Regions from separate parts of the Homo sapiens genome. Here regions 1 and 3 are each linked to region 2. A link is an interaction called in ENCODE POLR2A ChIA-PET data of the cell type or tissue named here. Cell type or tissue: MCF 10A. All regions are shown on one strand.

Region 1 (8,000 bases), 65 kb before region 2:
AGGGAATAAAAGCCGGCCACCAGAGCCAGCATTGGCAACCTGATTGAGTCCCCTTCCACGCTGTGGAAGCTTTGCTCTTTTGCTCTTCACAATAAATCTTGGTGCTGCTCGCTCTTTGGGTGTGCACTACCTTTATGAGCTGTAACACCCACTGCGGAGGTCTGCAGCTTCACTCATGAAGTCAGCGAGACCACAAACCCACCAGGAGGAAAAAACAACTCCAGATGTGCCACCTTTAAGAGCTGTAACACTCACTGCGAAGGTCTGTGGCTTCACTCCTGAAGTCAGCGAGACCATGAATCCACAAGGAGGAAGAAACTCCAGACACATCTGAACATCTGAAGGAACAAACTTCGGACACACCATCTTTAAGAACTGTAACACTCACTGCCAGGATCCACAGCTTCATTCTCAAGTCAGCGAGACCAAGAACCCACAAGAAGGAACCAATTCCAGACACACTAGTACCTGAATGATGAAATAATCTGTACAATAAACTCCTGTGATATTTTAAAAATATCTCTTGTAAAATTAAAATGCAGCTTTCTCTTACTGCAAACTTTCTCTGTCACTGCCTTGCTAAGCAGAAAATGAAATGCTATCCGTTTCAGACAAATTTTGATTTTAAAAGACAATAGTTTACATTGTTGAGTGCTTTACAATTTGCAAAGGACATTTCAAGCATATTATCTCTTGTAATCTTCACAAAATCCTCTGGCGGGTGGGAGACACTAAATTAACATTTCAATCTCTGTGTCTAAATGCCAGGAGAGCCCTATGATAAGAACATCCATTGCCCAGGGCTGGCTTCCTGGGCAGGGGACAATTGGGGGCCCACCTGGGAGGGGAGCTTGGTGCCTACACTCACTGGATCCTACCTCCCACCTCCCTGGGCTGGGTTCTTGGCTGTGCTCTCCTGTTCTCTGGGTATGAGGAGCATGCTGGGGTCTTCACTTGCCCACCCTATGATGAATCTATCTGTGCCTAAGGGAGTTTGTCACAAAATACCCAGACAGGTGGAGACAGTGAACATTGGAGGAGGAGAAAGCTTTTTTCCTGCTTTTTGAACAAGGGGCCCTGAATTTTTATATTGCACTGGGCTGGACAAAATATGTAGTCAGCTCTGAACTTAATAAATGCCATCTCATTTAACCACTTCACAATTAAAGCTATTTTATAGGCATCAGAGCATATAAAGCTCTAAAAAGTTAAATCATTTGCCAAAGTACACACACCTGATCACTGCTGGAACTAAAACTTGAACTCAAGTCTAAGTTCAAATGAACTTTTCACCTCACCTTACCTGCCAGGAAAAATATATGTTAAGAACATTGTGTAATAAGTGAATTTAATTTTAAACTTTTTAAAAATTTAATCTTTCATTTTATATTCAAGGAAAGAGATGATCCTTCTAACTTAAGAAAGCATTTGTATTTCTTAAGTGGATTCAAGTAGGCTGGTTTTATTTATATTATTATGCAGTTTTTTTAAATTAAAAAATAATTTGTTTAATATCTTTTAACCCATGTCAAAGATTCACCTGACTCAAAATAAACTGACTTACCAGATTGTTTGTCCAGTTTGCTTGGCACATATTCTATGTCTCTGCTTGTGCTTTCTGTCCAATTCTCAAGGCAGCTTTGTGTACTTATTGCAGGATAACATCTGAGCCAGCTCCCGGGTTGCTATACATAATACATAAATCTCAGCTACTGCTAATTCTGGCCAGGCATGGTAGCTCATCCCTATAATCCCAGCAGTTTGGGAGACTGAGGCAAGAGGATTGCTTAAGTCCAGGAGTTCAAGACCAGGCTGGGCAATACTATGAGAACTCTACAAAAAATTGAAAAATGAGCTGGGTGTAGTGACTTGTGGAGGCCGAGGTGGGAGGATCTCTTGAGCCTGGGAAGCAGAGGTTGCAGTGAGCTAGATTGTGCCACTGCACTCCAACCTGGGTGACCTAGTGAGATCTTGCCTCAAAAAAAAAAAATCCTTATGAATTGGCCTCTGTACTTAAGATTTTTAGAGAGAAACATGCTGAATCTGATATTCAGAGGTTGGTAGGTGTTGGGAAAAAGCTGAGTGTTGGGAGGGAAACTGAGGCAGGGCTTGCATAATGTCCTCCAGAGTGTGTCTAGACTAACTGGCTCCTTGCTTCTAGCCCTCCTAGGCTTCCAGATTGATTGCATTCCCATTATCTCAAGTAGCAGAACATGTTCCTTATAAATGCTAAACCATCACAGCTGTAGCTCATGTGCCTGCCCTTTTGACCTCCACATTGTCACCACCTGTTTCTTTGTTGGATTACCAATAAATAGCATGGGCTCCCAGAGTCAGGGATTTCGCAGCCTCCACACACTAGCGATGGCCCCCTGGTGCCACCTTTCTCTCTCAAACTGTCTTTTTTCTCAATCCTTTGACTCCCCCGGACTTTGTCACCCCCACGACCTGGTGTTGGGTCTGATCACCCCAACATTTCTGGCGCCCAATGTGGGGCAACAAAGATCCTGGTGAAGGAATACCAGAGCATGTGAAAGCAAAGGACGCCTCATCAAAGGACACCTGAGGATGTCGAAAAGAAGCTTGGCTGGAAAGCTGAGCACTCACAAGAACCAGGGTAACAAAGGGACAAAGTGAAAGCAGACATTCTGCTTGTTTAAATTTCCTAAGGCATTATTACAAAGAGGGGGAATGAAAGTTAGTGCTCAGAATTTATCACTCACTCTTTAGCGCAGTAAGGCAGTTTTGCTCATGGTTCCCAGAACAAGGGACTATGGAGCTGGATGAATGGGAGAGAATTGGCAGAGATTTTTAAAAAGTGTATAAAGATGGAGCAAAAATTCTAGTCTCAGTTTGGTCAATGTGGGCACTAACAGAAGCAGCTCTTGAGCCATTTCAAACGGATGATGAGGCAGATTCAGATGAAGAAGAGGAGGACGAGTGTAAAAACAAACTTCAGATTCTGAATGTGAGGAACAGGAAATGGAGGAAATTAAAGAAAACAAAGGGAATCTGAAAAAAGTATTTTTTAGTAGCCCGTGGGCTCCACCTGCTGAATTAAGTGAATGGCCACCTCCTCTCTCTCCCCTTAATGGGCAAGTAAATGAATTAGCTGCAAAACTTACCTTTCCTATAGTTGCAACATTAAAACCTGGAGCAATTGGTAGTATGAAGACCCAGTGGAATCTGAGGCTTGTTTATTTAGAGAGCATCTCAATAAACCGAGGCATATCTGGCACAGCCAGGGCCCTTACAAACGGCAACAATTGTTTCCCGCTGCAGCGGGCATTGCTGCTGTGAACCTTTGCAGCACAGTTCCCCGTTTCCCTGCTTCCTGGGGAGCCACCAGAGAGGGTCCCCACAGGAGCTGGGGAACTCTTGTCCTCAGGAAGTCGGTCTACTACTTGAAAGAGCTAGAGGTGTCACTCTGCATACGGGAATGATTGGTTCTGATTATACCAGAGAAATTCAATTAGTTATTAGTTCCTCAACTCTGTGGTCTGCTTCCCTAGGAGAAAGAATTGCTCAGTTGTTGACATAAAGCTGGGAAGCAGCTTGGTGAAAAGAACAGGAGGCTTTGGTAGTACTAATCCAACAGGAGAGGCTGTATGTTGGGTTAATCAAGTGTCTGACAAAAGACCTACATGTACAGTAGACCTGCTGTTGCATGCTTACAGATTGACACACAGGCCTGGTTGGCAGTAGTCCCGGAAAAAATAAATCACAGGCTGCTTTGCGTAGGGCAAGTAAAGTCATCTTGAAGCTTCAGTTTCATGGTTAACCTGCCTCTGCTAGAGAAAAACAGATTTAACGAGCACACAGGCATGATATGGGCTGAATGTGTTCATTGTGCTGTTTGTGGTCTTTATGATGGGAATGTTCAACCTCTTCTCCTACATTGGTGCAAGACAAAATGAAGCCTTCACAACAGAGTTTTAAGACACTGTTCTGGGCTATATGTGGACTTTCTGAAGTGAAATCAGTGGTTACAATGATAACCACAAATTCATTGAAAACATTGGTTATGTTCTTTATGGAGTCTATAATGTTACAATGGTCATTGTTTTGCTAAATATCTTAATTGCCATGATCAACAATTCATTCCAGGAAATTGAGGATGACGCTGATGTGGAGTGGAAATCTGCAAGGGCCAAACTCTGGTTTTCCTGCTTTGGGGAGGGGAGAGCACTTCCTGTTCCTTTCAATCTGGTACCAGGTCCAGGGTCCCTGTTTTGTCTCTTGCTGAAGCTTAAAGGGTAGATTTCTGAGCTCTACTCAGGGTCATAAAAAAGGTTTCCAGGAAAGATGTAGAGCTAAGTAAGTAGAACTAAGCAAGTAGAGATAAGGGAGATAAATATAGAGATAGAGATAGAGATAAATAGGTAGAGATAAGTAGAGACAGAGTTAAGTAGAGAGATGGAGATAAATAGAGAGATAGATGAAGACTAGCAATATAAGGTCAGTGCCCTAAAGAGGTACTGATCAGTGCCCTAAAGAAGTACAAAAGCAAAGACTAGCAATATAAGGTCAGTGCCCTAGAGAGGTACAAAACTAGAGACTAGCAAAGACTAGCAGAGATTTACAGGAACAGACAAGAACATTCTGAATTATGGAAATTAGCTATGGCTCAAAATCCAATCAAAATCTGAGAGGGCAAATATAAAAGGAATAGAGGGGATGGAGGTAAGGATAAAAATGCTCTTTCTTTTCTCTCCTACAGGACCTTTTGGTCCTTTAACTAAACTTAATCAAAGGGTGGATGCACTGGTGTCTGCAGTCTCTGCTGATGCACAAGCATTCCATTCTTTAACTCATCTTAATGCCGCAGGCCTTAGAAAAAGATATGGTCACAAACAAAGAGCTGGGAAAAAGGAAAGATAATTATATGGCAAAGAGGATTTGCTTGTGTATCTCCAGGTGACAATCAGGTGCCTGTGTGGGTGCCCACCAAACATCTGAAGATCTATCATGAGCCATAGCATCTAGTGGACCCACCTGTACAATGCTAATTGAAGTTTTGAAAAGCCTTGATTTGCTTTCCCTGTGCCTTCTGTTAGAAGGGGCCTATTTCTCATTATCAGTGGTCTCCCAGCTACAGCCACGAAAGTTTTTGCTTCTGTTTCAGTAGATTTACTAACGTGGGGGTGAGGTTATGCTTGTGTTTTTGCAGGAGATGAATGAACTGTGTGGATGCCCTCAAGATGTGTATGACCATGGAATGGGAGACTGGAGGGACCCATAGATCCCAACCTTGGACCGGGTCCCCCCAGTACAAGCCATGAGCCAGTTGAATCTGAATGCAAAGAAGGAATGAGGACCGACCAGAATCACGATGTTTAATAGACCAATGCTTTGTGACTCAGCTCCCCTCTACCCTGAATACAAGAGACCCTAATAGTTGGGCAGGAATATCATCACCCCTATTCAGCATGAAGAAGTTACAGAAGACGGACCTTCATCCTTCTGCAACCCCTAGGATTAAGGGTCCTCTTGTGAAAGGGAAAGGGGAGATATGTGGGAAGTATTCAAACCAGAGCGACTCCAGTTTCAATAAGAGCTAAGAAAAATAAAGCTGGATCACCAACTGGCAATTAAGGGCTGCACAGCCTGCAATCGTCTTGCTCAATTAAAAGAGGCCACCTTTTATGCTAGTAATAAGGATAGTAATAACGATACCTTCTCGTTTTCAAAAAAGAGAAATGGGGCATGTTGGGAAAAGGCTGAGTGTTGGGAAAAAGACTGAGGCAGGGCTTGCATGACTGACATAATGTCCTCTGAAATGTGTCTAGACTTGCTGGCTCCTTGCTGCTAGCCCTCCTAGGCTCGTATTCCCATTATCTCAAGTAGCAGAACATGTTCCTTATACATGCTAAACCATCACAGCTGTAGATCATGCACCTGCCCTTTTGACTTCCACGTTCTCACCACCTGTTTCTTTGTTGGATTACCAATAAATAGTATGGACTCCCACAGCTCGGGGACTTCGCAGCCTCCATACACTAGTGATGGCCCCCTGGTCCCACCTTTCTCTCTCAAACTGTCTTTTTCTCAATCCTTTGACTCTGCCGGACTTTGTCACCCCCACGACCTGGTGTTGGGTCTGATCACCCCAACAGGTAGGCCTATGAGAATCACAACTATCCTGTTCTTTGGAAGGTTTAAATTGTAAAAACAACTTTTGGGGGTTTTGTCTTGTTTTTTTCCTTAGAAAACTTTGCTAATACTTTCCTTAAGATGAACAGTCCTATAGATTTAAATAAAACTTGTAGAATGCACCAAAGATTACAAAGGACTTTAAAAGCAACCGTGTGAAGTCAGTGTTATGATTGCCATTTCACTGATGTGTGTTCACATCAATTTTCATTGTACATTCAGATGGACACACATTTCATTGATGTGTCTTCACATCAACTTTCTTTCTTTTTTTTTTGTTTGTTTTTTCTTTGAAAAAGAATTTCACTCTCGTTGCCCAGGCTGGAGTGCAATGACACGGTCTCAGCACACTGCAACCTCTGCCTCCTAGGTTCAAGCGTTTCTCCTGCCTCAGCCCCCTGAGTAGCTGGGATTACAGGCACACGCCACCACACCCGGCTAATTTTTGTATTTTTAGTAGAGATGGGGTTTCACCATGTTGGCCAGGCTGGTCTCAACCTCCTAACTTCAGGTGATCCACCCATCTCGGCTTCCCAAAGTGCTGGGATTACAGGCATGAGCCACTGCGCCCGGCCTTCCACATCAATTTTTATTGTGTGTTCAGATGAACACATATGTCATTGTGTGTTTGGATGAACTGTTGTGGAGTAAGGCCAGGCAGGACTCTATTCTTACCCCAGTGCCCTTATTACAGCAATACATCTTTTTCTAGAGGTACCACAACAGGCCAAGGGCTCAGGCTAACATGCTGGCTAGATGGCCTTCTTAGAAAAGGGCATCCCTTGACACTGCCAGTTGTTTGTTTTCTGGGACTCCTATTTCATTTAGGGATAATACCCAGAACATTGGTTGGACCACTCTATCACCTTTAAGAGACAGGAAGGGATAAGGATCCTAGTTGGTGTGGTTGAAGACATAGTCAAATTAAACAGTTCTCTTGGAGAGGTGGATCTCCAAGACTTCAGAGGACATAATGTCCTCTGAAGGTGTGAGGTAGTCTGGGCTCTCTTGAAAAGCACAGGGATGACAAGTACTTTTAGGGTGGGGCAGGAAGTGTGGGTTTACCATCCCTGTACACTCTGCCCATTGGTCTGTCTTCTGGGGTATCACTTAGTTTGGGAGGTAGAAATTAGCCTCTTCAACCTGAGCACTGCTAAAATTCTATGGGCTAATGTAAAAAGTTGGATCACACAGCACAGACAGAAATTGTGTTTCCACAGGAAAGATTAGGAACGTTTCACAGAGGACTGCTGGTTGCCTTAGTAACACGACAGCCCTCTAGGACAGAGCTCCAAATAGACAGGAAGTGAGGACACCAGGGCCAATGTCGGCAGAACAGGCATTCTTACCTAAAACACAAGAGTCCCGAGGCCGTGTTCGGGAAGTCTGTGCAACCCTTAGCATGAGAACAAATCACAGATCTGGTGTGATTTGCTTGAGTGAAAGAACACGCAGTCCATGTTTCCCATTACCCAGCTCCATTTGGATAAATCCAGAAGAAAACACACAGAATCACATCCTTCTTGTCCAGTTAACTTGCTGCCTCCCTGAAGAGTATGATTTACATAATCATGAGAGATGCTGTTTTTAACAAACACACCAGAACTTACCTATCCACAAGATGGCCACCTTTCACAGACATGGGCTGGGGTAGGGTGAAGGCACAGTTATTGCTGAAGATATAAATGTTGCTTTAAGGTAGTACTTTGGAAAATCTAGTATTTGATCACTAGACATACAAGACAATCTGATTAGTTTCTGAAATCACCCTTCAAGTTTGTTTGTTTTTAACTAAAAATTGAGCCCTAGATTGATGCACCTCTCCCTAGTGCCCAGCACATACTGGT
Region 2 (8,000 bases):
GCCACCTCTCAGTCACAAGACGGCTGCTGCGACTCAGGCTCATGTCCCAATTCAAGGCAGCAAGAAGGCCATGGAGCGGCACCTGCCAGGTATGTCCCTTTCCCAGGCATCCCCAGCAGATTTCTCACTGTCTGAAACTGCATCCCACGGCGTTCTTAGGTGCGAGGCTGGTCTGGAGAGTCAATGCTTGGGTTTTCCAATACCTGCATGGGACATGGGCAAGATGGAAGGGAGTTGGGTTTAGGAAACCAGTAGTGCCAGCCCTTTACTCGTATCATATCTGATCCCCACAGCAACCCTGAGGAGTAGCTATTTATCATCCTTATTGAGCAAATGAAGAAAATCAGAACCAGCAACATCAAGAAAAAATGAGGAAAGACATACATTAGTAAATAATAAAGCCAGGGTTCCAATTCAGATCAGGTTGAATCCAAAATTCCTCTCCCTGCCATTATAACGCATCACAGTGTTCAGGTCATGTGGGTCTGGGAAGGATGAATCATATTCAACTATCCCACCACGTTTTTGGCCATTTTTTAAAAACTAAAGTATAACACACATCTTGTTATGTTAACACTGACATCTTGAGAATATTAAATCTTCCAATCCATGAACATAGACTGTTTTTACATTTATTTGGTTTCTTCTTTGATTTATTTCAACAAAGCTTTGTAGTTTTCACAGTATAAGTTTTGTACATCTTTGTTAAATTTACTTCTAAGTATTTTAGAATTTTTATCTTAAGTGAAATTACTTTCTTAATTTCATTTTTGGTTTGCTCATTGCTACTGTATACAATACAATTAATATTTGTACATTGCTCTTAATCCTGTAACCTTGCCGGACCTTATTCATTTTAAGTTTGTTCTTTGAATATGTGAAACATTAAAAAGATTTTAAAAGCCAGAACTATACACAAAGGTATTGTCCTTGTAATTTTATATCTGATTGGAAGAATTCTCCACAGACTAGCTTCTGGCGATGTACTTTTCAAACCTTGTTTTTCTCCACTACCCATATATTTTCATGCGAATTCTGGGTACTAGGAGATACAGTCATACCACAGTATGACCTCTGGTCCTGGACTTTAGTGTCACAATGCTGTTTGAGTTAGTCAGTAAGCCATAGGAGTATTCCTGGAAGTCATTTCTACACTGGGGTGCCCAGTAATAACTTAACCATGTGTTGAAGTTACTGAAAACCACATCATTATAACCTACTCCACCAAAACTAAATATAGCTATAACTCAATTTCCCCTTAGCTGGGTCTCCAAAATGCCCAGTAACACCTGACGCAAGGGGATGTGATGGAAGGGAGGCTGAAGTGAAGGTACAGCAGACTTAACTAGTTGTAGTAAAGATACTTTACCTCTGAACATTTACGAAACATATGACCATGTGAACACAATTCTGGGTCCCCTCTGGGGCCTCGGAAGAAGGTGTCAGTGCTAGTGAGGGGCTCTAAAAGTGAAAACTTCATTAAATTCATTGCAAATCCACCTTTCTACTCCAATTCTCAGTTGTGTTCCTTTATTTGCAAAATACAAATAATATTTGCTTTGCCTATTTGAAAGGTTATTGTGATATATAATGAAATTTGTGTTTTTTTTAAATTTATATTATTATTTAATGCCTGATTAGAGTTTTTGTGTATTTCATGCGTTAAGAGTTTTACATGTATTTTCCAAAATTGGCTACAATAATACCTCCCTTCCCACATTCTCTTCTTATGGTGACTCTGACACTCCTCCACTGAGAGGACACTTTGCTCCCTCTCTTTGAATTTGGATGTCGTCTTGTGACCGCAGCAGAAGTGATACTATGACTCCAAGAGCTACGTCATAAGTGGCAATACAGCTTTCACTTGGCTCTCTTGAAATCAAACTGCTGTGAGGAAATTCAAGCCATAGAGAAGCCCACAAAAGGAACAGACAGCTCCCTCCAACTTCCCAGCCATGTGAGGGAGCCACTTTGAAAGTGGTCTCTCCAGGTCCCATTAAGCTGACAGGGTGGAACACAGACAAGCTGTAGATCCATGAGCAAAAGAAATGACTATTGTTGTTTTAAGCCTTTAGATTTTGGACTGGTGTATTATGCAGCAACTGATAACTGATACACCATCCCAGCTTTCCAGTGAAATCCCTCTCCACTCACGCCAAAATGAGCTTCCCCCTGTTCTGCAGTACACTTTGCAATTCCCCACCACTATGGCTTTCTCATGCCATCTCTTCCAGAATGTTTTCTGCCTACTGAAATACGACTTATCCTTAAAGTCCTCTCTCAAATGCTGCTTCCTCTCTAAAGCTTCTCTCACTGCCCCCGCCGGCTTTCCTATCTCCCTCTTCTGAAATCCTGGAGACCTTTGATTCTATCTTTTATACAGTACTTATTGCCAGGATTGAGATTTAGGATATTTATCAACTGACCCCTTCCTGGATTATCAGCCCTGGGAGCACTCTCTGCCTTGTGGCAAAGTTGGTTCCACACCTTTTCAGCTCCTCTTCTAGCCTAGAAGCACCTTAAGGGCAGGGTGCCTCATATATTTTTCCTCCATGCAAAACATAGGTTTTTGCACATAGTAAACTTCACACATCATCATCATTATTACTATTACTATTTTTGAGTCAAAGTCTCACTCTTGTCCCCCAGGCTGGAGTGCAATGACGCAATCTCTGCTCACTGCAACCTCCGCCTCCTGGGTTCAAGTGATTCTCCTGCCTCAGCCTCCCGAGTAGCTGGGACTACAGGCACATGCCACCACACCCAGCTAATTTTTGTATTTTTAGTAGAGACGGAGTTTCTTCATGTTGGCCAGGCTGGTCTCGAACTCCTGACCTCAGGTGATCCACCCATCTCGGCCTCCCAAAGTGCTGGGATTACAGGTGTGAGCTACCGCGCCCAGCCCATACATTATTTTATAAATAATTTGTTGGGACTTAAAGACGGAGAGATAATACTTAGGGGAGAAAGAAGATTAAACCTTTAAAATTATAAATTACTGAGAAATAAGATCATTTTTCTTAAACTGGGATTCTGAAGTCACAGTGTTTTTGATCTGGCAGCTTAGAGATCATTTAATTGGGTCTCACAATTTTTTTTTTTTTTTTGAGACGGAGTTTTGCTCTTGTTGCCCAGGCTGGAATGCAGTAGCGGGATCTCAGCTCACTGCAACCTCTGCCTCCCAGGTTCAAGCCATTTTTCTGCCTCAGCCTCCCGAGTAGCTAGGATTATGGGCATGGGCCACCATGCCCAGCTGATTTTTATATTTTTAGTAGAGACAGGGTTTCATCATGTTGGCCAGGCTGGTCTCAAACTCCTGACCTCGTGATCCTCTCTCCTCGGACTCCCAAAGTGCTGGGATTACAGGTGCGAGCCACCACGCCCGGTGATTCTTACATGTTTGTGTGCAAAACAATGCCTTGAGGAAGATGCGGGAGGGGCACACAGGTTCTGGAGTCCCCTTCCAGACATTCTGAACAGGCAGATCTGGGTGGGCTCATGCAGTCGCCTCCTTAACAAGCTGCCCACGTGGTGCTGATGTGGGTAGTCTGAGGCCCACGGTGTCAGAAGCCCTGGTTATTCAGGCTCCTGAATGGTGACTGGTTTGTCCCCTCCTGCTGGAGTCATGTGTCCTCTGAACTGGCCATGGAGCAGAAGAGGTTGCATGGCCAGAAGGAAAGGAAAACTGGTGAGGAGAGCCACAGCTTTGGGGCTGGATTTGAAGGAGAAATCACTGCTTTCATCCTTGGGTGGTGGTAAAAGCACCTCTTCCTTCGGGGCTGTCCTCAGGTGGGGTGATCTGCTTCTTCACAGCTGGTCATTGTTAATGGTGTGAATCACTCAATTCTGGTTAGGCCTCCACCCTTGGCTACCTGGTTCCCACTAATCCCACGTCTAATTTCATTTGCTCCCAGCCCCAGGGCCATGCTGAGATTCTAACACTAGATCATCTACTGCCACCCGTTTTTCCTGCATAAAATTTACCTTGCTCTGTAACCTTCATCTATTTAGAAATAAACCCATGAAGTCTTTCTGGTTTATTTTTCCAGCTCCTGTCTCCCCATCCCCTAGAATCGTTGACAAAATGAGTGACACTGCCCTGGGATCTGGGTCTCTGGTTGAGGCCTTGGAGCTACTGCCTCTGCCTGTGAACTCACCCATCATCGCTAACAGGTTGCTCCACAGCCTACAGATCTCAATATTTCGCTAGCACAAAACCCAAGCGGCCAGGCACGGTGGCTCACGCCTGTAATCCCAGCACTTTGGGAGGCCGAGGCGGGTGGATCACTTGAGGTCAGGAGTTCGAGACCAGCCTGACCAACATGGAGAAACCCCGTCTCTACTAAAAATACAAAATTAGCCGGGCGTGGTGACACGTGCCCGTAATCCCAGCTACTTGGGAGGCTGAGGCAGGAGAATTGCTTGAACACCGGGGGTGGAGGTTGTGGTGAGCCGAGATTGCACCACTGCACTCCAGTCTGGGAGACAGAGAGAGACCCCATCTCAAAAGAAAAAAAAAAAAAAAGACCAAGGGACTTCCGGGAACTAAAACATCTCAGCCCTTTCATCGCCAGTGTCTTCATCTTACAAGCAGAAAAGGAAAAAAAGCAGTGGGAAGCAGTAAGAAGCTACCGCTGACTCACTATGAATTACTGCTGACTTTGAATTATTTAGCAGCTGTGGAAAAGCCATCTTTTGTTTAAAAAAAAAATAGGGTTTTCTGAAATGCTTTTTATTTTTTTATTTGTATAAATACCTGCCCAGAACAGTCAAGTCAACTGACATCTGCTAAATGACTGAGACACTGTGGAATTTGTATACTGGCATGGTGTGCAGTTTCGTGCAAGTATAACCACAGAGACAGACAAATCTCTATCATTGCCACAGACTGCTTATAGCAAAATTCCAGAGCTCCTGTCATTGGTCTTTAATAGTTGTGCTTTGTTGCTTTTGTTACCACGTGTGCATTTGTGTCAACATTATACAAAGCACTCTTTCTCACAAGAGCTAGTTTCACTCTACAACCATACTGTAAGACAGGTATTGTTTTAAGATCAAGAAACCAAGGCTCTGAGAGGTTTAGTGACTCACCTAAGATCATGAACTAATAATAAGTGACGGATCAGGGACTTGACCTGGGACATTGATGCCAATTCCAGGGCACCTTCCACCGTGTCATATGGCACTTGCTCTACATATGTGCCAGGCAGCACCCGCATGGCTTTTCCTCATGAAACAACGTGGACCCAGGCCTACACAGCAGTTGTGAGAAAGTGCCTCCAGCTGGGAGCGCATCTGGCCCAGGGCACCAGCTGCCACTCCATGCTCTGAATCCATCCTGGCCTGTGCTGAGACCCCCCCTTTCCATGGGCTGCTCCCCACCCGTGATGGGGCATGGCAGGGGCACTAGGCAGCCCCCTTCCTGAGAGACATGGGGCTCCTCTGCCTAGAATGTTGTCTCAGCACTTCTCTTCTGCCTTGCTGAACTTTCCCTAGAGCCAAGGAGGCCTCCATACAACCTTTCCTCTCCTTCATTTGGAGTCAGACTTGCACTGCAGTCTAATGGTCATCCCACTTTTTTCCAGCTCCCTGATAAAATCTATGGCTTCTGCTTCTTGGAGGACCCAGATTATCACAGCTTATCTCATTCCTTTGCAGCAGATGCCCCTGCAGGCCATCTCTCCAGGCTCAGGAACCTAAAGAAGAATCTACCCAGATGTGGTGGCTCACACCTGTGATCCCACCACTTTGGGAGGCTGAGGCAAGAGGATCACTTGAGCCCAGGAGTTGGAGACCAACGTAGGCAATACAGCAAGACTCCCATCTCTACAAAAAAAAAAAAGAAAGAAAGAAAGAAAGAAAAGAAATTAGCTGGCTGTGGTGCTGCACATTTGTAATACCAGCTACTCTAGAGGCTGAGGCTGGAGGATCACTTGAGCCGAGGAGTGAGCTATGACCACACCATTGCATTTCAGCCTCAGTGACAGAGCAAGGCCCTGCCTCAAAAAAAAAAAAAAAAAAAGAAAAGAATAAGATAAAATAAATAATACAGGAGAACCTAGTGCTCAGGTTCTCTAGTGAAGAGGAAGGCAAAAGATAGAAAGGTCAGACAAACTTAAACATGCATTCCAAGATCGGCCTGGGTCCGCCCGTAGACATGAAGGAATCTTCTGGTGGAAAGTTAGGCAGGGAAACGGACACTGCTATGAGCATGTCTTCCTGGGCAGCTTGCGATGGTCAGGAGGAGGTGGTTGTTCCTCAGCAGCGGTGCTTCCGATGAAGCCCCATGTTGTAGTGGAAGACAAGCCATTCCTGTCTGACCTTCTGTGCCGCGCCTAGGCTTCCAAAAGCTGCTATCGCCAAGATCCATTTCCGTTCACCTTTAAACTGCTTGTTATGGGGAGGAGTCAGCCAGCCATGATGCATACTTGTTACAGAAAGAAACGCCCACGTTGAGCTCTCCTGATAAGAAGAGAGAGCATTCGTCATTGTCTGTATCTGTCATCTGAAGAAGGAACCAATGTCAAAAATCCCACACATTCTCCTCCCGCAAGTCACAGAGTAAGCCTCCCATTCTTGAGCTCGTTCATTCACCAAACACATTCTGATCTCTCCTGTGCCCAGGCGGTGGGATTCAGAGAAGAAGTGCTGCCTAGTAGTCAGCACCCAGTGCCAGGAAAACAGGACAAGGGGAGTTGTCGGGGGAGACACCAGGATTGAAGTTGCTTTTACTAAAAAACATTTTTTTTATCTTGTTAACAAATATATTTACCATGGTACATGGTGGCAATGCTCTCAGTTTTAAAACACAGCAATTATCTTCCAGTGGTCACTAATTAATCCAGGTGTGGCTAGGAACAGCTGGATACTGATCTGTGTGATGATGGCACCTCTATCATCAGGCTGCCATTGCTGGCACTTTGGGCAAGGTGGACTGGGGTTCTGCTCTGGGGCTGTGTGCCCAAGGTTTACACCTCACTATTTTACAGCACACTGGAGCTCCCAACAGTCCCCGAAGGTCTGGAGATCACCAATGGGCAGGAGAGAAGGGAGGGGTTTAGACATCAGGGAGCCAAGTTCTACAGCATCTTCTAGATCCAGGCTATCGAGCACTTGAAATGCGGCTAAGTCTGAATTGAGATGTGCTGTGTGTAAGAGACACAACAGATTTTGAAGACAGTATGAGAAAAAGAACATAAAATATCTCAGTAATTTTATATTGATTACATGTTGAAATGATACTAATTTTTGATATACTGGGTTAAATAAAATAGATTATTAAAATTAACTTCATCTCTTTCTTTTGACCTTTTCAACATGGCCATTAGAAAATTCAGCTTACGTAGTAGGCTCACTTTCTACTGCACAGCCCTGGATGTCAAACTCAATGAGAGCGGTGTCTGTACCTGTATCTGCTCATCCAGTCCATAAAAGTCAGCACAGTACCTAGCACTGAAAGTACTCCATAAATATTTGAGGGATGGACAAAAGTACAAGTGAACAAATAGCATCTGCTCCTCATTTCTGGTAAGTCAAGGAGCAGTTCTACCCTCTCCTTATCTTAAACTAATGCCTGAGAAGGAGGTGGGAGATTTACAAAAATCCATCTCCCAAATTTGAATCTTCAGCCCTGAACTCCCCTGAGATGTATATCTGACTGCCTACTTGCAAACTCCACTTAGATGAGTAATAGACATCTCAAACTTCACATCTCCAAAGCAGAATTTTTTATTTTCCCCGCAAACTGGCTCCTACCTAAGTCTTTTTCATCTTAATAGATGGCGCCATGATCCATCTGTTTTTTTTCAGGGCAAATACCTAGAAGTCATTCTTGAGTCCTCTAGTTTCCTACTCTTCTTCCCCCATGATCACCACCACCCAATCCCATCCATTCAAGAAACAGTCCTATTGCTCATGCCTGTAATCCCAGCACTTTGGGAGGCCGAGGCAGGTGGATCGCTTGAGATCAGGAGTTCGAGACCAGCCTGGTCAACATGGTG
Region 3 (8,000 bases), 54 kb after region 2:
ATGACCTAATAAATACTGTTTCTACAGTCATTTGTAAATGTAAACCTAATTCTCATCTCTGGGAAGCTTTGGAACAGAAATCAGTTATCCGATGTGTATTTAACTAGAAGCCTGTGTGAGACTTCAGAAGAATCTCCTGATCCAATGCTCTGGTTACATCCCTATCCTTCATCCTTATGGAAATCTGGGATGTTTTTAGGCATTAACTTCCATTTATTACCATATGTGATTGCAGATTCCGGGTCAGTGTTCCCCATGGCCTGTTATTCCATGGTCTTGATAGCAACATAATTGTGCAAATGGTCAAATGAAGATGGGAGCAAAGATTTCCCCTTTTAATTCTACCCCTAGCAACTTTGCTGACGTTGTGCTCAGAGAATTCCTGAAAAGTATTCCAGCATTTGAGGACATTTGCGGCAAGCGATCCTGGCAGTTGGGGCAGTGGGGTGGTGTATTAGTCAGGGTTCTCTAGAGGGACAGAGCTAATAGGATGGATATATAGGAGTTTATTAAGGAGCATTAACTCACACCATCAAAAGGACCCAAAGTAGGCCATCTGCAAACTGAGGAGCAAGAAAGCCAGTCCGAGTCCCAACGCTGAAGGACTTGGAGTCTGATGTTCGAGGGCAGGAAGCATCCAGCACGGGAGAAAGATGTAGGCTGGGAGGCTAAGCCAGTCTAGTCTTTTCAAATTCCTCTGCCTGCTTTTAATTTTGGCCATGCTGGCAGCTGATTAGATTGTGCCCACCCAGATTAAGGGTGGGTCTGCCTTTCCCAGCCCACTGACTCAAATGTTAATCTCCTTTGGCAACACCCTCAACAGACACATCCAGGATCAATACTTCATATCCTTCGATCTAATCAAGTTGACACTCAGTATTAACCAGCATAGCTGGGATGGAGAGACTATGCTTAGAGGGGGTGTTTTTATTTAGAAATGTTATTCTGGCAGGGTGCAAACATCAGCATTTTCATGCCTTGAGGTAACTTCAGCACCTTTTCTAAAACTTAATGAGCTTCTTAATAACAAGTTATGAAAAACCTTGCTAAATTACATTTTCTTACAAATCTACATTACAGGAAACAATTGAGTTGCTTTCTAAGAGACTGTAAGACCTGTCTGCTGACTTAGGGACGCTTTTAGGTGGCTGAATTAGGTGGGAAAAGTGTTAGAGCTGGTAATGAGCAGTGGTGGTTGGGTGGGGTGGCCTGCAGGGTGAGAACTGAAGGCAGAGTTTCTGATCTTTATGCCAAGACCAGGCCACAGGAGTATTAAGTGCCTGGCTTAGGAATTTAAAGAAAGAAAGAGGTTGATTGTTATATTTAAAAAACTATTTCCGGGCTCTCTTTACCCAGGAAGAAAAAGCTAAAGGTCACTACAGATACGTAGGGAATATGATAAAGCAGGTCTGAAAACACAATTTGATTTTGTACAAATGATGTCGCTTCTCACAGGCTTCATTAAACAGAGAACGTGTTTGATGACAGAAACGCATAAAGGACGGAAATGCGTGCTGTAATATTTACTTATGTTTAAAAATAGCCAGATGGAACCAACTGGTGCCAAATGAAAAATGACCAGCGTAGGCTGTGTTTCTTGACAAAACACCTTCAGCACCCATTGTCCAAAAGCTGACCAAAGGTAGTAGATGGGAATGTGGCTCCCTTTGAACTAGGCAGAAGTGAAGCAGATGCCTTGTATATTCAAATGGTTGGCATGTAAATTTCTACGGGCAGTCCTATTTTCTGGAACAATGTGTATTTGTAGGAATTTGGACATTGTGACTTCAAATTTTCTTCCCTTTCATTGAGGCGGGTTTGTGGTCAGCTGATTTTTTTTCTGGTGATGAGATGTTTTGCGAAGTACCGTGTCAGCCTCCTACCCCTACCCCCGTCCCTCTTCAGCAAATCCTCTGGGATAGTGGGGAGCCGGGAAGTTGGAAACTGGAGATGGACTAGGAATGAAAAGAAAAAAGGTTCTGAGGGTTAGGAGCAAGTGTTGAAAAATCAGAAAACCCAGCCAGGCACAGGTGACCTGGACCCCGCCTCCTCAAGGATGAAGGATGTCTCCACACACAGACGAAGGAGGTGTGGGCATGTTTGGGACCTGCCTGTGAACCGCCAAGCAAACCTTGACGTACCTGGATGTCTCATTGAGCTAGGTTCGAAGCTCTGCTCCACTATGTGGTGGACATGGGACTGAGAAGGGAAGCAGCCCCCCCAAGTCTGAGCTTCCTCATCTGGAGAGGGGCTGGCCTTTAGCAGGCTCCATACACATTCACTCACCTCCCATCTTTCCTGCATGCCAGTGTCAGGATAGTTCTGCCCTTCTGTGCTCAGCTGGGAGGAAAGGATCTTGGGAAGTCAGCTAGTTCAGTAGTGAGTACGAATAGTGAGCGTGAGGCCTCATTGTTACCTTGTGACATTTACAGTTCACTGTATTGGGGGGAATCTGGGAATTTTAAAAATATCTGTCCATTGTCATTTAGAAATTATTGTGGAGGGGGAGTTGCCCAGGGGCTGGCCTTTAAAAGACCTAGTGTAATATATCAAAGATGTAGTCTGCTAGATATGAGAATTGATGGCCAGAGTTCCTCTCTGAAAGGTCACTGGATGGAAAAGTAGTTTTGTGTCTTTACAAAAAGAAGCACATGATGGAGTTCTGAGCAGGCTAAGATGCGTGTAAAATGTAAATGCTGAGAAGGACGCGGTTGGCGCTCTGTATCCGTGGATTAAAAATATTCCATGGAAATAAATGGATGGTATTGTCTATTGAACATTGCCAGACATTTTTTCCTTGTCATTATTCCCTGAACAATACGGTATAACAGCTACTTATTTACATCATATTAGGTATTGTGAGTAATATAGAGACCATTTAGAGTATACAGAAAGATGTGCATAGGTTATATGCAAATACTATGCCATTTTATATCAGGGACTTGAGCATCTGGATTTGGGTATCCTGAAGGGGAACAGCTGTATAGACCACATGTTAGGTATTAGAAGGAACAAAAAGGAATCATTTTTACCCCCGGACTGTGGTTCTACATGCTCCTTTGCACCCTAGAGATGGATCCCGCATTAGAACCCAGCCACGTCTTTGGCAGTCTCTTTAGAAGTTACTTGGCTCTGCCTCTCCCCCTTCTACTCCTTGCCCTCCTCTCTCTCACTCTCCCTTCTCACTTTCGCCCTGCGTCCACCTCCCTATCCCTCTCCTGCATAAACAGTAGCAACACAAGGGGCATTTAACTGCTATGGCTGGCAGATGCCCATTTGGAGATGGAGATGAATGAGTCTATGAGTGGTAAAGCTTGGGCTTCTCTACCCCTAAGAAATCCTCAACGGCATCATTTGCTTTTGCACTTAAATAGGAGAGTGGCACAAAATAACTGGCCATCGCGTTCCTGTTAGTCAAATATTGGTGAGAGTTCTGGCCTCGGAAACCTTTGATATGCAGATGTTCACGGTTTTCCTGCCCTTCCTGCCCCCAAGGGGGACTTGAACTTGTTTCCTAATTCAGCCCTTGTGGGGAGACTGACCTCAGGAGGAACCTGAGCTTGTAGAGATGTTGCGGAATATACTCATGACCACCGATTTCACTGTAGTGGGTTTGACTCACTATCTTTTTTTTTTTTTTTTTTAACTGGGAACACTATGTAACCACATTAAAGAGGTCTATAGCAGGAGGAATAAAAGACTCCTAAAGCCTGCTGACTCACTGGCTCATGACTGATTTCCTACACATTCAGCTGGGGTTGTCTGCTTTGCTTGCCCTGTTTCTTGAGCCCAAGCGACCCACACACACTGCCTGCTGATCAGTAGGTTATGTCAGAAGGCCGTAAGGGCCAAATTTAAGCTATTTTTCATTTAAATAGGCGTCCCTAGAAATAGCTACGTGGACTTACCTAATATAGTATTTAAGTCCCCAGCTTTTGAAGTGATTCTGTCTTGTAAAACCTACAAGCATTTCAGACTCCAATTGTTACAGCTTTGCTTCCCAGCACTCAGCTTGCAACCCCTTGCTTGTGTAGATATAACTAAGGTTGCTAACACCCTTTTTTAAATATAGCATTTCTGTTCAAAAAATAGCAACACTGGGCCAGGCGCAGTGGCTCACACCTGTCATCCCAATACTTTGGGAGGCCTAGGCGGAAGGATCCCTTGAGCCCAGGAGTTTGAGACCAGCCTGGGCAACATAGTGAGACCTTGCCTCTACAAATAATAAACAGATTAGCCAAGCAAGGTGGCACGTGTCTGTGGTTTCAGCTACTCAGGAGGCTAAGTGCGAGGATTGCTTGAGCTCAGTCAGACGGTTGAGACGGCAGTGAGCTCTGATAATGCCACTGAACTCTAGCCTGGGCGACAGAGCCTGCCCCTGTTTCGGGAAAAAAAAATAATTCATTATTAGAATGTGTGGTCTTTTCATAGAGCCACAGATTTTGAAGCACAGATCCTAATGTTTTGTGCCCTTCCCCTTCTTATTCAACCCCCTTTCTTGAAATTACAGTTATGTCTGACAACTGAGTGACAGTGTGACCTTTTATCCCGTATCATCGAGCCTTCAATTAGTGTCTCCTTTTGACAGATGTCTCATTTACTGCTTCATTTTCAAGCTTTTCTCATTATTCTAATTGCTAATTAGGGTAATAATAAATATCTTGCCCCAGGTTACATGTCAAGATGTTGCTTTATTGGGGATATCATTCACTTCTTTAACTTTGATTTAGCTTGTTTGCCTCCATGTTTCTCGGATTCCAGAAGATTATACACCACCAAAAACTTAAACCTAACTAAAAAATTATTTAGCTAAAAGTTTGTTATAAAATGGTCCTCCAGAGCAGTGGTTCTCAAAATAAAATTTGGGACATTGACCAAGGTGGTTGACCTGTCTTGAAGGGATATGGTCTCTGTATGTCCAAAGCTAAACTTCATCTCTTTTCTGAAGCCTACCCCCAGTACCCAGTCTTCTATTTGATTAAAGGGGACAGTTTTTCTTCTCAGCCCTCCTTCTTTCTGCTTACACCCCATTACCTGTTAAATCCTGTTCCTGAGTGCTGCAGCACGCCCAGTGCCTTGGTCCTTCCCGGCTCCCAACTCCCACTGCCCTATCCAGGTCTGTAGGAGTTGGTTTCTCCCCAGTCTCTTCCCTCCCTCCTGTTCCACACACTGCTTACGCTTCTTGTAGATTTCTTTCTAACCCATTAGCCCATCCTCACCACTTCCCTGCTGAAAACTTCCCTGCTGGAAACCTGCTGTCCCTAGGAAGGTGCTTCTCAAACTTTAGCATCCCCTGGAGGGCTTCTTAAAGCACAGATTGCTGGATCGCATCCCCAGAGTTTCGGATTCAGCAGGTCTGGTGTGATTTGCTTTCCTAACCAGTGCCAGGTGTTCCGCAGAGCACACTTTGAGAAGCTTGGCTCTAGAATGAGCCTGTGCACCTGAGATTTCAGGCTTGCTTCTGTCTGTTCATCCTGACTCTCCCTGCACTCTTCTGCTCAGCCAGGGTTCCCTGGAGTCCCTGTGGTCACTTAGAGACAAGACGTGGGCTCCTTCAGAACAAGCTTGTGTCTTGTTCACCTTATCCCCATCTGCCCATTCACAGCTAGGGGAACTCCTCTGCAGAGTGCAGAAAGTGGTGTTGCTTTTGAAGAGAGAGCACTGAAAAAGACCATGAATGCATTTCTGTTGTGTCAAGAGGTATAGAAGGCACCTTTGTAAGCAGAGCATCGTGAGGACCTCCCTGTGGGCGGCCAGGCCACCTGCATGTCTAGGCCATGCTGAGACAACCACACTTCACCATCATACTTGGTACTTTTCTTATCTCTTTTCACACCCACTCATTCTTCCTGTTTTCTCTCATTTTGTCCTTTCCCCCTTTCTCTTCCTACCTTAGCCTTGGTGCCTTCGGTGTGTTTGGTGGCTTCATGGGTTGAAAAGGCTTCTGATATTCACTACAAAGCCACAAAATTGCTTCTGAATTTCAGGCTATTTGTTGGAGTCAAGACTGAGGTGATGGAGGACTTGTACTGTAGTTAGAGCATGTTATCGGGTGCACAAGTAATATTCTACACAATCATATTTTACAGGAAAGTTCCTCTTTAACAAAAAATAACCCTGGAAGTGGACTCATGATGTCTCCATTTTACAGAAAAGAAAACAGACTCAGCGATTAAGTAACAATAATGCGTGACACTAAGCAAAGATATTCTCCCATTCTTATGCACACAGAGAATAACGTTTTTGCTTCATAAAGTAGTGTGCTGTAGTTAGTAAGCATGTTTGGAATCACAGCCATAGGTGTTAGAAAGTTTCTGCCGAGAGAGAAGACATTGTGATGATTAAAAGATATGGTTAGGTCATATTTACTCCAGAAAACTATTAGCAGTTTGGGATCAAGAGTGAAATACACACATGTAGCACACAGTAGATATTGACAGAATGTCTATAAATGTATAAGCATAAAAAAAAGACTGGGAGGAATTTACCAAACTACTAATAGTCATCATTTTTCCTTGATATACTTCTGTATCACTTAAATGTTTTTAAACAGTATATACATTATAACTTAAGGGTGGACAAAAAGCAAAAGAGCTTGTAGGAAGAGAAATGGATAATCCTAATAAAAATAGAAGAGTCCATGGAAACAGATCAGGCAGTCATCCCCTTCTAAAGGGTCTCCCTGTGAGTTCATCCCCTGGCACCCATCCACTTCCTCCTCAGCGCGGCCCTCCTCAGCCTGCCGCCCTACTCTGAGACCTAGCTTTTCCACACTTCTTTTTGGTGTCTCCTGTTTTGTTTCATCACACCTTAAGCCAGAAACGATCTCTTCCACTTTTGGACAGCTCTCTCCTCTTGGTACCAGAGGTTATCATATCACAGTCTAATTTCTCCAAGGGTTTCCAGACTGTTGTAAAAGTGAAGGCCCCTCTCTGAAATTAAAAAAAAAAAAAAAGGTAGGCTCTAACGTCATAGTCACTGAGCTTTTATTTATCAGTCTCTAAAGACTGCTTTTTGGCTTTCTGTGGATGTCTGGATGCCTTACAGTGTCCTTTGGCCCCAGAGGACTCAGCAGCTCACATTGGAGACCTGCTACCTGTAAAGACTACTGCTGCTACTGTGGGAGGCTAGGCCCTGCCGCCTTATCCATCATTAGGAGTTCTTGCACATAGCAAATATACTCAGGAAGCTAACAGATGAAGACGACTTAGAGAAAGGTGCACAGCGATGTCAAATCTGCACACCTATAAATGTTGCACCTAAAACTAATAAAGACCTGTGTCTGCACATGCATATGTTTTGTAGCTGATGATTTTAACTGTTAGAGATGCTATGCAAGAAAGTGAAGTTTCTAACAGATGATATTGCGCTTGGTGAGGAGATAAAATAGTGGAAATAGTCTCAAAAAGAATATAGGTAACATTTTAGAAGTATAACCAAATGGGGTTTCATTTCCACCAGAGCTGAACAGGATCAGTCCTCTGTGCTGTGGATGGCAGTGGCTTGAGAACTGTCAATGTGTGTAGTGGTGGCAGTTTGTGGCTCTTCTCTTGCTCTCTTTGGCCTTATCCGGCAGGACCAGCACTTGTAGGTCTGTAAACCTGTTTTCTCTCTTCAGGCATCTTTCTGACTTAGCCGTGGTTCCCCGAAGCCTGTGTTTACCTCCAGGCGAATGATTGGTTTACATCAGCACATCTTGCACTGCAGTCTTTCAGCACTCACTCACTGGGCAGCTGTTCCGCAGGTGGCCGCCTAGAGGGGTGCGGATACCACAGGGGCATATTAGACTTTATATTTAATTTTTAAGCATTTTATTTTTTAATGGACAAATACAAATTATGTGTATTTATGGTGTATAATAGGAACGAGTTCAGGACATCTATTTTTAATAAAAATGGTGACCATGTTCACTATTAGTTGGTGACTGTAGTTAATAACAATGTACCATATACCTGAAATTACTAAGAGAATAGATTTTAAGTGTTCTCACTACAGATAAG

What was found. ChIA-PET counts read pairs that join two places held together with the same protein. Peaks named below come from ENCODE experiments on the same cell type or tissue, not always from the same donor. Only the 100,000 strongest peaks of a DNase experiment are listed, where the experiment ranks them.
Region 1: POLR2A ChIA-PET joins it to region 2 with 8 read pairs; 2 of 35 experiments call an interaction of 5 or more read pairs at or near these places.
Region 3: POLR2A ChIA-PET joins it to region 2 with 9 read pairs; 2 of 35 experiments call an interaction of 5 or more read pairs at or near these places.

Annotation. Positions count from the first base shown.
Region 1 is chr4:184,907,196-184,915,195 of GRCh38, reverse strand. It overlaps the pseudogene TRPC6P7. Among named protein-coding and RNA genes, the nearest start is that of LINC01093, 12 kb to the right of the region's middle. In MCF 10A, no CTCF peak of the experiment used is centred here; a DNase peak (open chromatin) is centred at 3,685.
Region 2 is chr4:184,842,584-184,850,583 of GRCh38, reverse strand. It overlaps MIR3945HG (MIR3945 host gene), which reads left to right. Exons shown (of 3, transcript NR_132989.1): 2 at 1-89; 3 at 5,659-7,288. It overlaps LOC105377587 (a long non-coding RNA gene), which reads right to left. Exons shown (of 3, transcript XR_939564.4): 3 at 6,378-6,462. Among named protein-coding and RNA genes, the nearest start is that of MIR3945, 4.5 kb to the left of the region's middle. RefSeq lists an enhancer at 1-24 and a silencer at 1,093-1,162. In MCF 10A, no CTCF peak of the experiment used is centred here; a DNase peak (open chromatin) is centred at 4,923.
Region 3 is chr4:184,788,839-184,796,838 of GRCh38, reverse strand. The region is part of intron 2 of ACSL1 (acyl-CoA synthetase long chain family member 1); the gene reads left to right. Among named protein-coding and RNA genes, the nearest start is that of ACSL1, 33 kb to the left of the region's middle. In MCF 10A, no CTCF peak of the experiment used is centred here; a DNase peak (open chromatin) is centred at 3,588.